2 separate regions of the Homo sapiens genome follow, and region 2 is linked to region 1. A link is a loop called in an ENCODE intact Hi-C map of the cell type or tissue named here. Cell type or tissue: sigmoid colon. All regions are shown on one strand.

Region 1 (8,000 bases):
TTTGCTAAGTAAAATAACCAGACATACAAAGAAAAATACCACAGGATCTCATTCATATGTGGAATTTTAAAAAAGTTGATTTCATATTAAATAGAAGTTGAGAATAGAAAGGTGGTTACCATAAATTGGGAGGGGATGGAGGAGAGAAGGTTGGGGAGTTTGGTTAATGGATAAAAGTTGCATTTAGATAGGAGAAATAAGTTCTGGTGTTCTATTGTGCAGGAGGGTGACTACAGTTAACAGTAAGTTACTGTATGTTATAAAATAGCTACAAGACTGGTTTTTGAATGTTGTCATCAAAAAGAAATGATAAACGCACAAGGTGTTGAATATGCTAACTACCTTAGTTTCATCATTATATGATGGAGATGTATCAAAAAATCAAATTGTATGTTTGCCTGTAATGTGTCAATTGAAAAAAAAATCCATCACCAACACCAGTTAGCATGTACTGAATGCTTACTGTGTTCCACACACTGTACTATTAACTCTACACACACTGTGTAGTTCAGTACTCCCAACAGCACAGAGCACCCAACATTATTACCCTATGTCACAGAGTTATAAGAGGATCCCTAGAACGATGAAGCAACATACCCAAAGCACTAGCTTACAACAGAAACCAGGATATATAGTTAGCTACAAAACCTGTGTTTTTAATTACTCAACTGCATGGCTCTTGGTTGCTCTGCTTTCCCCAGGAAAGTCATGCATGTATGAGAGCTCAGTGACTACAGCCTACCTACATTTATTCCTCCTATATCTTTTCCAGAATAAAAGTTTCCAAATAATTGAGCTTCTAGTCTTTTTACCATACTATTCAAGATCCCTTGAATGTGCTCAAGGTTGTCATTGTCCTAAAAACTGAATAGGTGGGTGTGGTTATCCAGAGAAAAATTTTTAAAATTGTTCTGAATCCACAAGTAAAGCTACTACATGTAAGAGACATTATGTTTTTAGGTCTCTACTGCTTATTTCTACTCAACTTGCTATCAACTTAAATAATTGACTTTTTACATAGCATTTACTTATATTTCTTATTATAGTCATTCATTCTTCCTTCCATTTTTTTTTCTTTTTCTATACAAATGGAAACTAAAGCTTAGAGAGAAAACATACTTGAATACGGTCACTCAGGTCCTAAGTGGTCCTGATAAGGATAAAACCCAGCTATGTTAGATGCTACCATGAAATGTGCAACCAGATTCAAACCTCCCAAGAGTTTATACAGTCTGACGACTCAAAAAGACAAACTTCTCATTATGCTGAAAATGAAACTGCCTAGACTTGTCATTCCACACCATATGGCTGAATCCCAGCTGATAAGAAGCTCATTTCTGCAACCCACTGGGCTCATTTCACTGAGTAGGTTGATGCAAGATTTGTGGGGTGGTCATTTCCAAGTCTTTTTAGCATTGACAGCAGCAGTGATATTTATTTTGATGCTTCCTTTCTACATTTCACATAAAAAAGCAAATGTTCCTAATGATGAAGAGAGACAGATTTTATCCTACATTATGCTCTAAATGAAATATCACAAACATAGCTGCAAACAACAACGAAAATACCCACCTGCTTTGAAGTGACCAAAACCTATAATCATTTCCCAGTCTTCAGTCTAAGTGAATGTGGGGGTGGGGTAGGGTAGAGGTTAAGTTCTGAAGTGATACCATCACAGAGTTTTGGATGTTAAGATTAAGCCAAAGTGTCTGGACGTTTAAAATTATCCTATGCCATTGCAAAGTCAGATTTTAAAGTGGTGAAGTGACTCATGATGCACCAAGGAATTAACAGGAAGTGCCAAATTCACTTGCATAGAATGATCTGGGTGTGAGATAACACCACTTTTTCCCCTAGGCATTTTTGTTTTACAGCTGGTACAGCAAAGTTTTTTGTTTTTGTTTTTGTTTTTTGAGACAGAGTCTCACTATATTGCCCAGGCTGGAGTACAGTGGCACGATCTTGGCTCTCTGCAACCTCCACCACCTGGGTTCAAGCAATTCTCCTGCCTCAGCCTCCCCAGTAGCTGGGATTACAGCTGTGTGCCACCACACCTGGATAATTTTTATATTTTTAGTAGAGACGGGGTTTCACCATGTTGGTCAGGCTGGTCTTGAAATCCTGACCTCATGATCCACCTGCACTGGGCTCCCAAAGTGCTGGGATTACAGATGTGAGCCACTGCGCCTGGCCCAAAGTGCTCTTAAACATGAGGATAGCTCGAAGTCTCTGGGTTTCCCTCCACACCAGCCAAGAATTAAAATAGAAAATGCCATTTCTACAAAAAGAGGAAAGCATAAATTGTGAAAATAGGAAAAGTCTTAGGAACATATTTACATGTAGTGAAGTGCACCGAGGCTGGAGTCTATAGGCAGGGATTTGAACATGGGCCCTTCCACTTACTGGCACTTGATCTTGGGCAATGTTCCCCTTCTGAAAATGAGACCAGATAGAGGCCACAGCAAGTATAGGGCTTTAAGGTAAAGCCCTCTATGTCCAACATGCCAGGTTGTGAATTCTAGCTGTCAGCCATGCTTTGGTTCACCTTTCCCTATGGCTCAGCTCAATTGTGTCAACTGTAAAACAGGGGTGATAAAAATGGTGTCTACCCCACAAGGTGTTTCTGAGGTGTAAATATAATACTGCATATCAAGCATAGTACCTAAATCATAGCAAGTAATCAATAGACCTTTTATAAAAAGAGTATCCACATAAGGGGTTTTAAAAAATAAGTTATAAGCAGTCCCCAGAGGACACAGAGGGGGAAAAGAATCAAACTATACTAAGACTCCAATGTCTCAAGTCTCCCCTTTCAAATCCTCACCGACATGGTTTGGCTGTGTCTCCGCTCAAATCTGATCTTGAATTGTAGCAACCATAGTCCCATGAACCCAGTTGGAGATAATTGAATCATAGGGGTGGGTTTTTTCCTAGGCTGTTCTTATGATCGTGAATAAGTCTCATGAGATCTGATGGTTGCATAAAGGGCAGTTTTCCTGCATGTGCTCTCTTGCCTGCCTCCATGTAAAATGTGTCTTTGTTCTTCCTTTGCTTTCTGTCATGATTGTGAGGCCTCTCCAGCCATTTGGAACTGTCAGTCCATTAAACCTCTTTTTCTTTATAAATTACCCAGTCTAGGGTATGTCTTTATTAGCAGGGTGAGAACAGACTAATATACTCGCCTACAACCCAGAGAAATCTTGGTCTTTCATCTATTTTATTTATTGGGACTATGTATGAAATTTTATTTTTAAAAGCTTTGGTCACTGGAAAACATTGTATAAAAATATCTTCTCTAGGTAACTCTAATTTTACAGATATAAAAAAGCAAGGCCCTGAAAGAAAAAGGGAGTTGTTTCAGATCATGCCACACATAAACCACTGACCAGGGATTAGACTGCACCTGGCTTTATCATCTCTGCACCCTGCATTTTTGCCTCCATTAAGCCCCATAAGGATGGTCACTTCCATCTTTTGACTATGCTGAGCTCATGATGGCCAGGATGAGACTGGGACAGGACAGTATAATGGGGACAGTAAGAGTGTTAAGGAAGTCAGGGGCAAATACAAGTGGGAGAGTCGGGGGTGAGGTGATGGAATATATATGCACACATGTACATATGCGTGCATTTGACCATGATAGGCATTCAAGATCCACTGAATTTGAGAGGCTGGCAGAATATCCAGATAAAGAAGATCCAGAATTCAAGGAAGATACCAGACTGGAGATGAAGCTCTAAGAGTCATCCAGAAAGGAAATTAGACATGTATGTGTACTGAGAGAGGAAGAGAGAAATAGACCAGACAAGCTGACTGTGGGAGGAGGTAAAGACCAAGAAAAAATACAGGAGTAATGGAAGATAAAGAAGATGCAAAGTGCAAATAATAATGCAGAGATAAATATAATTTCAGGTAAACGTACCTTATAATAATACTAATAATTTAAGATGATAACACCTAGCACTTATTGGACACTTAGTATTTTAGCCAACTCAGTACTTTACATAGATGATTTCATTCAATCTTTTTAGCAGTCTCAGAAGATAGATACTTCTATTATACCAATTTTATAAACAGGTAAGCAAGCAGGCACAGAGAGATTAGATACTTTGCTTAAGGTTACACAGCTAGCAAAGGATAGAAATTGGGTTAAAAACAGGCTAATTCTAGAGCCTGAGATTTTAATCACTATGCTACAGTGAATCTCAGGGAGCTAAAGAAGGAAAAGTAGAATTAGCATTAATAGTAATAGTAGTATAAGTAGTAACAGCAGCAGCAGCACCTACTGTTGACTGAGCACTATTTTGTGCTAGGGGCTCTGATAAGTGGATGTAACAGAGTCTCATTTAACCTTAGGGACAACTCAAGATGGGAGATGTTCTTAGCCTTATTGAGCAGAAAAGGAAACTGGCTCAGTGATGCCAGCAACTTGCCCAAAGTCACAAAACTAGTGGGTGACAGCAGGAATTAAAAACCCGGTCAGCTGGAGTTCTAGGATCCTTAAATCACCATGCTAGATCATTTCAGCATACAGCCATAAAAGATTCATTTGCTATGTGCTCAAATTCAATAATTCCAACAGTGGGATCATAGAAATTTCTGCAAATATTTTTAATAACGAATTCTCAGTGTTTTCACCATAGCTTCTAATTCAGTAAATCAGAGTTGGAACTATGAACCTAAACCCTTCCAAAGTTTCCTAGATGATTCTTCAGTTGCAACCAGGTTTAGGAATCACTGCATCATGTATGCAAGTCTGGAATGCGTCAAGCACGCCTGCCAGTCTGTGAGTACAGGATGTTCTAAATGAGACTTCTTTGGATGAGCACTCATTTTCACACAAAGCTCAGTGTTGAAAGATGTGCCAAAAAGACTTGACAGCTTGAGAAATTTCCACTAGGGGACCAGACTCAGGGAGGTTCAACTGCCTTGCTTTAAAAGAATCCAGGAAACTGGCCTAAATCACTCTTCTAGACACCATTTGTCTTAGTCAGTTCAGGCTGCTGTAACAAAGTACCATAGCCTGGGTGGCTTATAAACAACAGAAATTGATTTCTCACAGTTCTGGAGGCTTAAAGTCTGAGATCAGATACGAGCCTGGTCAGGTTCTGGTGAGGCTCCTATTCCAGGTTGCAGACTGCTGACTTCTTGTACCCTCTCATGTCAGAGAGGGATCTCTGGTCTTCTCATCCCCTTGGAAGGACACTAATCCCATTCATGAGGGCTCAACCCTCATGACTTAATTACCCCTCAAGGCTCCACCTCCTAATACCATTATCTTGGGAGTTAGGATTTCGATATATGAATTTTGGGAGGACATATCCTGTTCATAACACCATTTTGCTTCTCCTCTAAAATGTACACAGTAGCATCAAACAAGTTAAATGATTCAAGTTTCCTTACCTAAAACTCGTAATCTTTCAGCTCCTACTACCACTTCATTATTGTCTGCAGAGAAGAGCAATTTTCCAGAAACAGTTTTTACCTCAAATTTTTTACCATAAGCTTCTACGGCTTTTGGACCTGAGAGATATAGAGAGATAGAGAGATAGAGAGGAGAGAGGAGAGAGAGAGAGAGAAAACACCATTAGTCTCATCGCTTTGACTACAAAAAGCTTTTCATAGAACACACATATCTAACAAGATTGTATGAGACTTCAATGTTCAGTGGACTGGTTTTCAAAAGCTGACCATGAAAATCAGTCTCATGACTTTAGCCAGGTCTTGTCAATTACTTTTAGTAATATATTCTTGGGCTATAATTTTGAAGACCAGCAAGCCCTTCCTCCAAACTAATCCTTGACTGTGATTTCCCTCAGCTAACCACCAAATTGCTGTCAAATAGTTGTGGATTTTTGCTTGCATTTCTCAAGGCACCAGAGGCTCAACACTTCTCGAGACAATCACATATCTTTGGCCCTCCCTAATTATCAGAAAGAGCTTTTTAAAATTCAGCTGAAATGTGTTTAACTTTGTACCCTTAACCCACTGGCTGCATTTGACACCAAGAGAAATTTATTTCCTTAGTATACAGATCATTTCATAGCAGAAATGGTTACTGTAATTAATTGCCTTAGAAGTTGTTCAATCTTTTATATTAGGATTTTGTTCAGTGAAAACTAAATTTAGATAGTTTATCAGATGACAACAGATGCTGTTCTTGAATGTGGAGCTGTAATACTGCACAAGGAAATCAAGCCCGATTCCATAGCATCTATATTCTGATGGAGACACACCAATATACATTTAAAATTTTATTATTAAACCAGAAAACTGCAGAAAGATTTAGGTACCATGGAAAAAGTAAACCAGGTTGATGAGCTAGAATTTCTAAAAGAAGAAAGCATTCCAATCTATCTGAGCTGGATCTACTGGATCTACCTGAATACCTAAATTTCATGGGGTTCTCAAAAGCTGGTCTACAGAAACACACAGGAATAATCCAGGAGTATAATCATTCTCACTGAACCTAGCTCAGATCAAAAGAAATTCATCTTTTCAACTAGAAGTTCCTACAGAAAAAAATTTGAGGGTAGAGTCTAGAAATCTTATACTTTTTCCAAAATTGTTCAGAAGATTCTGACATGGAATTGTTTTCTTTCTGGTATTTTTCAAAAGAGTGTCACTTAATAATAAATAGCAATGAGAGAGTCCCCAGTGCCTTCCAGCCAAAGACCACTAGGAACACACCTGTTGTTGAACAAATTGGGTTTATTACTCATTGCAGTGAGGGACAACACACACCATAAGGAAAACCATAGGGCATCTCAGAAAGAAGTCATGAGAAAGGACTTATCAGAGAATGTGACCTTATATTAGCTTATTTTGGGGAACGTTTAAGGAAATAAGGCTCTACCCTGGATTAAATACTATCAGAAAATGGGAGTAAATCTTATCTAGAACAAAGACAGACCAGGGAAATGCAAAAAATGTGGTGAATAAAGAAACAGAGTCACTCTTATTAGCCAGGATAGGGGGATGTTTGGTCTTTTTTGTGGTCTGGACAATGTTGATAGTTTTGCTATGTACACACATGACCAGAGTTGTGTTTGTGTGTTTGTGTTGTTTTGTCTTGATCCATCATGGCCACTGAACAGCCTTGTCTGGTGCGCGTGTTCTGAAAAATTACATTGAAGCAGGAGAATGCTAAGGCTGGGCTGATAGTGCCAACCAGCCACTGGGCATCTGGGGTGGCTTTTCTCTTTGTCAAGACTGTCGGACTAGGAATCAGAAGACATGAATTATTTCCCAACTCATTCTTATTCTGTGATAACATGATTTGGGGCAAATCATTTGATCTTTCTGAACCTCAGTTTCTGCATCTATAACATTGGACTATCACTGCCTACTGTATCTATCTATGTTATAGAAAGTTTGAAAGAATCAAATGACATTGTGTTTATAAAAAGAAATCTATGGGTGGTAAAGTGCTGTGAGTGTAGGAAACCACTCCTGTGGACATCACCACTCTTGTGGATGTCGCCATTCTACTGCAATGGGACAACACGTGGAAAAGAATGCATGATGAGTACTTATTAGTGCACTCTCCTTACTCACATAATCACATCTATTAAGCAGACCTCATCCCTTGCCAGTGTGTCCACACCAGCCCTCCAACACAAAGAAGGACATTGGAAAGGCTCCCTAATGAGTAGGAGATTGAAACAGCAGAGATAGGACAGCACTTCCAAGCATGATGGAACCCGGAAGTCATCTTATCTGACCACTTTGATGCTGCAGATGAGGAGAACAAATGGGGGCAAGGCGGAGGGCTCTCGCAAGGTTAGAGACAATGGCAGGTCTCAGTCTGGAATGGAGCTCTGAGAATTATTCCACAGAAGGAAAGGGGCATTTATTTGTCTAGGAAGGAGAAGGGAGCTGGGGCCAGCACATCTGGAAGAGCCAGGAAATAAGATCTGTGAGGAGAAGGAGAAATAGAAAACTGGAGACAAGGGCCAGAAGGAAATCTTGAAAGAGCTGAGATGTCCAATGAGGGATTT
Region 2 (8,000 bases), 200 kb after region 1:
GGATGACTGAGGAACTGGAGTTTAATATTAATTAAACAGCCACATGCATCTAGTGCCTACCATATTAGACAATATACCCAAAGAGGTATAGGATCCAAGCTAATGGGGGCTCTGCCACCCTCAATATATGATGTTCAAGGTTACCCTAGAAGTCCTCTGTCCAGTTAAGTTTGAAGAGAAAAAGAGCATGGGGAAGTACAGGTAAGGCAATTTTATGGGCCAGGCATGTAAGTGGTATGTATTATTTCCATTTATATTACATGAGTGAGAACTATGCACTTGGTCACATCTGAATGCAAGAGAGGCTGGGAAATGTAGTCTCTGGGTGTGTAACCACCTGCCAGCAACAACTCCACATTATGGCAGGAAGGCACCTATTATTTTGGTGAATAGCCAGCTTTACCATGCATAACTATAAAGAAAGAAGTTTGTTTTCTAGGATCCTTTATCATCTGCTCCCCTCCCAACAATCTTAGTAATAAAATACTAGAGCTGGGTAAAAACTAATAGATCATTTCATTCAATTGTCCATCAGATGTTCAGAACATTCCCCCAACAGGCCTTTCTGATTCTAAATAGATTCCTCAACAAACCTAGAGGGAGGCTCTTTCTGCCCACTCATTTCTTCATTCCGGGTTTTCCACTGCTTTTTCCCTTCAAGTAAAACTTAACTGCACTTTCTCTTAGAGCTTAGCTGGATGATAATATTACTCTGATTAACACTTGCATGTGAATAATACCCACAACTCTATCACTTCAGACTGTCAGGTCTCGCAGATGACACATCTGCATGTTAAACCAAAGGCCAATGCCTAAGCAGAAAGAATAACCAATGAGGGAACTTCAGGCAGCGCCTCAGGGGAGATGTATCCAGCCCATAGGGACAGCTTTCAAATTCCCTGGAACACTTGTATAAAGGGGTTAAAAAGGTTTGGATGCTGACCCAGAAGCAAAGGGCCCTATGTTAATAAATCCTGCCTCTTTATCAGCCTCAGGACAGATTCAAACCCGTTTTTCAATAGGCAAGAGAGATGGAGAACAACAGATCCTTTTGCCCAGAAACCCATCAAATTTGTGCCTGCTCTTGGTTGGGAGCTGTCAAAAATCATTTTACCCTGCTTCCTTGGAACTCGGCATTTAAAATTTCAGTCACTTGTTTAGCAATGACTTATGTACTGCTTTGAGGAGGGCTCCGCGTGGCTGGTTAACTTGTACATTTAAGACTTGTCTCTCCATAGACTCTAAGCTGCTCGGGGAGACAGGGATGCTTTTCCCACATGTTAATCTTCCAAGCAGTTAGCACTGTGTCTGGCATGCCACAGGTCACAGTGAACGTCCAACTGCCCAGTGTGGTCAACAGGGCCTGTAAAGCTCTTCTGGACAATTTGAGTTCTGGTCTCAGCTGTGTAACCTCAGGCAAATCACTTTCCTTCTCTGAACATTGGATTTGTCCTCTAGAACGGAGAGGAAAAAGTATAGCCAGAGCCTGTGGGTCAAATCCAATTTGGGGATTGTTGTTGTATAGCTTGTGAGCTAAGAATGGTTTTTACATTTTTAAAAGTTTATAAAAAGCAAAACAAAAAAGAATATGCAATTGAGATTATCTGTAGACCTTGAAGCATAAAACTTTTACTCTTTGATCCTTTATAGAAAAAGTTTGCAGACCGACTGCCCTAAAATAAAGAACATAAACTAGAAAAAAAAAGTTTTCTTTCAAACTTCATTCTCTCCCTCCTCCTTATTGGAATGAGCTCTCCAAAGGAGATCTTACACAAAGTCCAGATACTGAATATATAACCCAAATGCCAGCCTGCTCAGGTTAATGCAGGGATGAGAACCTGATCAATACTCTTTCCTCCAGGGCTCCTTTGTGACCCTTTAACCTCCTAGAAATAGACCTTAAAAGTCTCAGACCAAAATATCTGTAAAGCCCTTTTTATGCCCCAGTCGTCTTTGTTTCTGAGAGGCAGTAGGACCTAATGGCTAGTGCTTAGGCTTATGAGTCAGAGTACTGGGACTGAGCCCTAGCTTTATCTCTTACTACCTGTAGGTATGGGTGAATTACATCACCTCAATTATTCGAAATAGGAATCACAATAGTAGGTCCTTCTAAGTTCCAGTGAAGGTTCAGTGAAACAGTGCATGGTCAGCATTTAGCAGGCCTGCCATATACTAAGATGTCAGGCAGTGTAAGCTATCATTATTATTGTGAGAACACACTCTTTTTTCTGTCTCCCACACATGCCTGCCTCTTGAAACAGCTTCAACAATACTGTCCAGAGGTCAATAAGTCACACGTTGTAAACTACCCTACCATGCTCCACACCGCGGAACACTCAAAACATATTAACCAATCAATACTGTTGGCAGAAAGCTCAGCATCCCTCGGTTGAGAAGTCCAACAAGGGCATGAAATATTTTCTCTCCAAAACCCCGCTTACCTAAGCCCCAAACCCTCCTGATACCCTCCACCCTGCAACAATAAAAACACACAAAAACTACATATATAAATAAAATATTTTGCTGCTAATGAGAGGCAACCCAGCAGTTTTCTCATCACTCCACTGACAAGTTTATGTGCTCCACAATTGCAGTCGAAATATTTTTGCTATTTTCATGATTTTCTTGGCTTCCTTCCCAAGGAATTAATCATTTCTACAGCACTGGAGAGAAGCTGAGAAATCGCAGACATGACTGAATGACATGATAGTGCATTCTCTTTGCCCACGCCGAATCTCTCTCTGTGCATGAAATTAAATCGTTCCAGGGGAAAATGGATTGCAGTGGTGGGGAGAGTGTGGAAGCACAACTCCTCCGGGGCTTACTTCATAAAAAGGGTTCAGTTACCCAGGTAGCTTGACTTCAGTTCTTCTGAGTTTTCAAAATTCTAAGTGAAGAAACATGAACATATTCAAGGTCCTATGGATATGTCAAAATTAAACTCATAGTATCATTGTGTTGGCAGTAAATAGTTGCTCTGGTAGACCAACTACAGTCATAACTAAGTAGGATGACTCCTTGTGTCAAGTTTTGAATTAGCAAATTTGACCTAGAAGGAACTCTAGAGATTAACTTAGTTTATCTCCTCATTTTGCAACGAAGGAAGCTGTATCCCTGTAGGGCAGGGTCGTAAAGCCCACAGGCTACAGACAGATATATATGTGTCTGAAACCAGGCTCTACCCCTTCCTAACAAATCATGTAACCTCGCTAATGATCCTTTTCCTCTCTGCAAATGTTGGAGTACCTTCTTCACAGGATCATGAAGAGGATTAGATGTACAGTTTAGCACAGAGCTTGGTACATGTTGAAAGACTGAATATACAAATGGATGATGGCCAGACCGTATATAAAACAGAACTGAGTCCCACAAAATGCAGCAACCTTCCCAGAAAACCATTCCCCCATCTACAATAAACAACTCATGGAGCCAGCCAGCTAAAAGTCAGACTTGCAGGAAGCCAGACTACTGTCTCTACTGACAATCCAGGAAGCTAAACAATAACTCTAACAATCTGGCCTAAAATGGCCAGGACGTCATTAAATAACTGACAGCTTCCCTAATTTTGTCTCAGCTTCCAACTTAGGACCAACCAGAGAAAGCCAAATATACATCCTAACCAATCACATAGGATGCCCTAGTCCTAGTTAGCTGCATCCAGCTTCTCCATGGCACAGCCTGCAAGCAAGGCATTCCTAAAGTCTTCCCTTTTGTCCATTATAAAGCCCTCTGCCTGCCTTTGAGTCTCTGCCAAAATGAAAGTGATGGCTTGACTCTCTTACGACAGCAAGCTCAGAATAAATAGCCCTTGCTTCTCCCATTTGTTTAGCATTCACTCATTTCCACAATGCACACACACTTACCTTGCACATACCCTGCATAATCACACACATCCTGTCATTCAGTAAATTAAGGACAGATACAGCCAGTACTGTGATTTTTCAATACACGGATAAAGCCAATAGCAAAGGAAGTAACCAGTGCAATATGATTATGTAAGCCTGTTCTAGCCAATATGAATTCTCAAAAGACTATATGTTTACACAGTGTTTCCTCTTCTTCCAATAACTTACCCAACATGTTCCCTCTTTTGCTATCAACTTTTTGAATGAGTCAGAGACAGAATTGGCGCATCCATAAAAGCACAGCAGGCACAAAGCCAAGGGCCACAATATTTTTAGAGGAATGAAATTAAAACACAAACGTTTTAATTTCTTTTAAAATCGGAAGGAAAAAAGCAGACACTTACGTCAAAGAAAATACTTTATATCACATTAACATATTAGTTTTTATACCAACACAATTGCAAAATATAATTCTTACACATATTTTTGTGGAGGAAGGAGCCCCCAAAAGTGAAAATGTCTAGGAACTTAAGTAGCTAAATTATGGCCCTGATCATAGATGTAATAATTGTCCTTTTTGTGGATAAGTAATGGTCACTATCAACTGTTTAGTACAGGTTACCTCTTACAATCTCTCGTATTGTCTCTTCTCCATCATGTTAATTCCCAAATTGGTTTTCCAGCTATTTTCTGATATATTAATCCTTTTAATTTACCCCTTCTTCAGTTATTGGAGCTATTATGTTCAAAGTACTGAAGAGATCATTACTCAATGTGTAAAAAATAGTTTATAAACTCCATTGGTATTACACAACTGCTTATCACAATCTGATCTTAATTTATAAACTTACGTCATCCACTACTGCCACTTCCCACCACCCCCCAAACAAAGCTTCCCATCCTTGATCCAGACATGACTAAATCATAACTTGCCAAGGTTATCCTCCACCTACTGTGTGCCAATACATTCTGCTCAGTTCCTACTCCACATATTGTATTCTCATGAATTCCTCCCAAGTGTCCAATATGAGACTTACTTGTCTGACTCCCAAAGCACCATTAAATCACAATTGATGTAATTAGTTAGATGCATCTTTGTCTTTTACTGCTTAGAATGTGGCCTTTTTCAGGGAAAGAATCAGGTCTTACCCATCTCTTGTGAGTGTCAACGACCAACATTTGTTAAGTGGCATACCCACAGTACAAAACTCACCAGCAGCAAAGTGGGTACTGGAATCTGAGTCACCTGGCTCCTGGTTCTGGCTCCTCTCAGCTCATTCCACAACATCTGAATAGCCAGTTAAATCTCAGAAGCAGATGGATGCTCTAGATGTCAAACATTGCAGTAAGACAGCACTTTGTTAGTAACTATGTACCAATGGCTCTGGGAGATGGATGATCTTAATTTGTAGTGCTTGCCAATTTCTGTGGTGTAAATACTCTCACTATGGCCAATTTCAACCTATTAACATGACTTCACTCTACATGGAGCAGAGAAGAGATGCACAGGAGCACGCTATCATGTGGTGCGTCCACCGCTACACAGATACAATAAACTAAATCACAGCAAGAGCATCAACAGCCATAAATGTAGGAAGAAATGAGTTTTGAGTATTTATTATCTTTTAATTTATTTAACTGTATGTTTATAAATGATTTAATTTTAATAATAGCTGTTTAACAACTGACTTATTGGTAAAATTCTTGAACATTTAACAATTGGCTCTCATGAGCCAGTGTGAGCTGGCTTCACTGTACCACAAACAGCGTGAAGCTTGTATGAATGTAGTCTATAGGATTCTTGTGAAAATAAATACCCCTAACATTTGAGGTCTTAGATCACCACATAGTAAAGGAACTGCTTAATTACATTTCATTTATTCAAGCATGTCCGTCCTGTCCCTGTCTCTTGGTTTCCCTACTGATAGAGAAGCGAAATGCTGAGAAGAGAAGGGCGTGGTCCCTTTAAATGATATGGAAGCGGGGCAGGGAAGTGCTGGGTAGAGGAGGGCATGATCCCTGGCTAGGGCTCCAACCCTGGGCCTGTGCCCACAGACCTAGGTGAGGATAGGCATTTTTGTTTTTCTGCCCAAATGTTGAATTTCCCCGCCACGCCCCCATCCTGTGCCTATAAAAACCCGAGACCCAAGCAAGCAGGCAGACACACAGGTGGCTGGATGTTGGGAGGAGCACATGGGTGGCTGGATGTCGAGAGGAATGCACTGACAGGCACCAGCATGCTGGCAGGCCACCGACCAGCAGAATGACCCAAAGTTTGGCTGGGGCAGTCAGAGGAGAGCACAGGCCACCAAGGGGCCCGACTCCAAGGGAAAACTATCTGCCTTCTGGCTACCCTACCTGCTGAGAGCTACTCCCACTGAATAAAACCTTGAACTCATTCTCCAAGCCGACACATGATCCAATTCTTCCGGGACACCAAGGCAAGAACCCTGGGATACAGAAAGCCTCTGTCCTTGCAATAAGTCAGAGGTCTAATTGAGCTAACACAAGCTGCCTATGATGGTTAAACTAAAAGAGCACCCTGTAACACATGCCCCCCGGGCCTTCAGCTGTAAACATTCACCCCTAGACACTGCCATGGAGTCAGAGCCCTACAACCTGCCTATCTGTATGCTCCCCTTAGAAGTTTGAATAGTGCACACTGAAGAAGCAAGCCACACCCTCATGGAACGTCCTAAGAGGGGGCAAGGGAACTTTCCCCATTTCACTACTACACAGTTTCCTTTTGCCACATGTATTCAGTGTCTTCTTGTCCCACCAGACTGTAGGCTCTAAGAGGTTGAAGACCCCGTCCATTCTTCACCACTTTATTTCTGATGTCTGGACCTCAAAAAATGCTTGTTGAATGTATGGATGGGGTAGATATGAGTGTCTTGTTGCTATCTATCACTGTTATACTGAGATGATAATGTAATGCTGCAAGATAGCAAATGTCTTAGAGTCTGAAACAGGAGCCATACAAAGGTAAGTATTTTATCAGTGTGACCTAGTATTTCTTGCATTTGAGAAACTCCTAATACATTCAATATACGTAGTGCTAAAAGAACTAAAGTTGCTAACAGGGACATGTTGCAACACCTTTTCAAATGGTTTATACAAAGCTCTAGACATTAACTATGAATTAAAACGTGGCACAACAACTTCTCATGAAATCACAGCAACATTTCCCAAGGCATTAGTTTATTCTCGTCCAAAATTTAAGAACATTTCAACAAAAAAGAAAATATTAGACTTGGATGATATTTTTTGCCCTGCAAAATTTCAAAATATGATAGTACTAGCAAACACATACATGTATATAGAGAGTCATCCCTTAGTATCTGCAGCAGATTGGTTTCAGGACCCCCTGCAGATACCAAAATCCACAGATGCTCAAGTGTCTTATAAAATGGTGTAGTCCTTGTATATAATATACACACATTTTCTTATACACTTTAAATCATATCTAGATTATTTTTAATGCCTAATACAATGCAAATGCTTTGTAAACAGTTATTACACTGTATTGTTTAGGGAATAATGACAAGTAAAAAGTCTGTATGTGTTCAGTACAGATGCAACTATCCTTTTTCTTTTCTTTTTTGTTTTAAATACTTTCTATCTGTGGTTGATTGAATACACAGACGGGAAACCCACAGATACAGAGGGCTGACTGTATATACAGCCATGCGTCATTTCACAATAGGCACGTGTTCTGAGGAATGCATCATTAGGCAATTTCATCGTTGTGCTAACATAGCGTGTACTTACACAAACCTAGATAGTAGAGCGTGCTACACACCCAGGCTGTATGATATAGCTTATTGCTCATAGGCTATAAATGTGTATAGCACGTTACTGTACTTAATACAGTAGGCAACTGTGATGCAATGGGAAGTTTTTGTGTATCTAAACAGAAAACATACAGTAAAAATATGGTACAAAAGATTTAAAATACAAAGTTTCACCTGTATAGGGCACTTTCTTGAATGGAGCTTGCGGGACTGGAAGTTTCTCTCCCTGGGTAAGTCAGCGAGTGAGTGGTGAGTGAATGTGAGAGCCTAGGATATTGCTGAACACTACTGTAGACTTTATAAAAACGGTACACTTAGGCTACACTAAATTTATTTTAAAATTTTATCCTCAATAATATAT

What was found. Hi-C counts contacts between places; a loop is a spot of excess contacts. Peaks named below come from ENCODE experiments on the same cell type or tissue, not always from the same donor. Only the 100,000 strongest peaks of a DNase experiment are listed, where the experiment ranks them.
Region 2: it touches region 1 in a loop (2.1-fold over the local background); 2 of 110 quality-filtered maps call a loop at or near these places.

Annotation. Positions count from the first base shown.
Region 1 is chr5:156,592,455-156,600,454 of GRCh38, reverse strand. SGCD (sarcoglycan delta) reads right to left here. Exons shown (of 9, transcript NM_000337.6): 6 at 5,404-5,523. Among named protein-coding and RNA genes, the nearest start is that of PPP1R2B, 250 kb to the left of the region's middle. In sigmoid colon, a CTCF peak has its summit at 4,895; a DNase peak (open chromatin) is centred at 4,774.
Region 2 is chr5:156,390,924-156,398,923 of GRCh38, reverse strand. The region is part of intron 3 of SGCD (sarcoglycan delta); the gene reads right to left. Among named protein-coding and RNA genes, the nearest start is that of SGCD, 68 kb to the right of the region's middle. In sigmoid colon, no CTCF peak of the experiment used is centred here; no DNase peak of the experiment used is centred here; H3K27ac peaks cover 886 bases.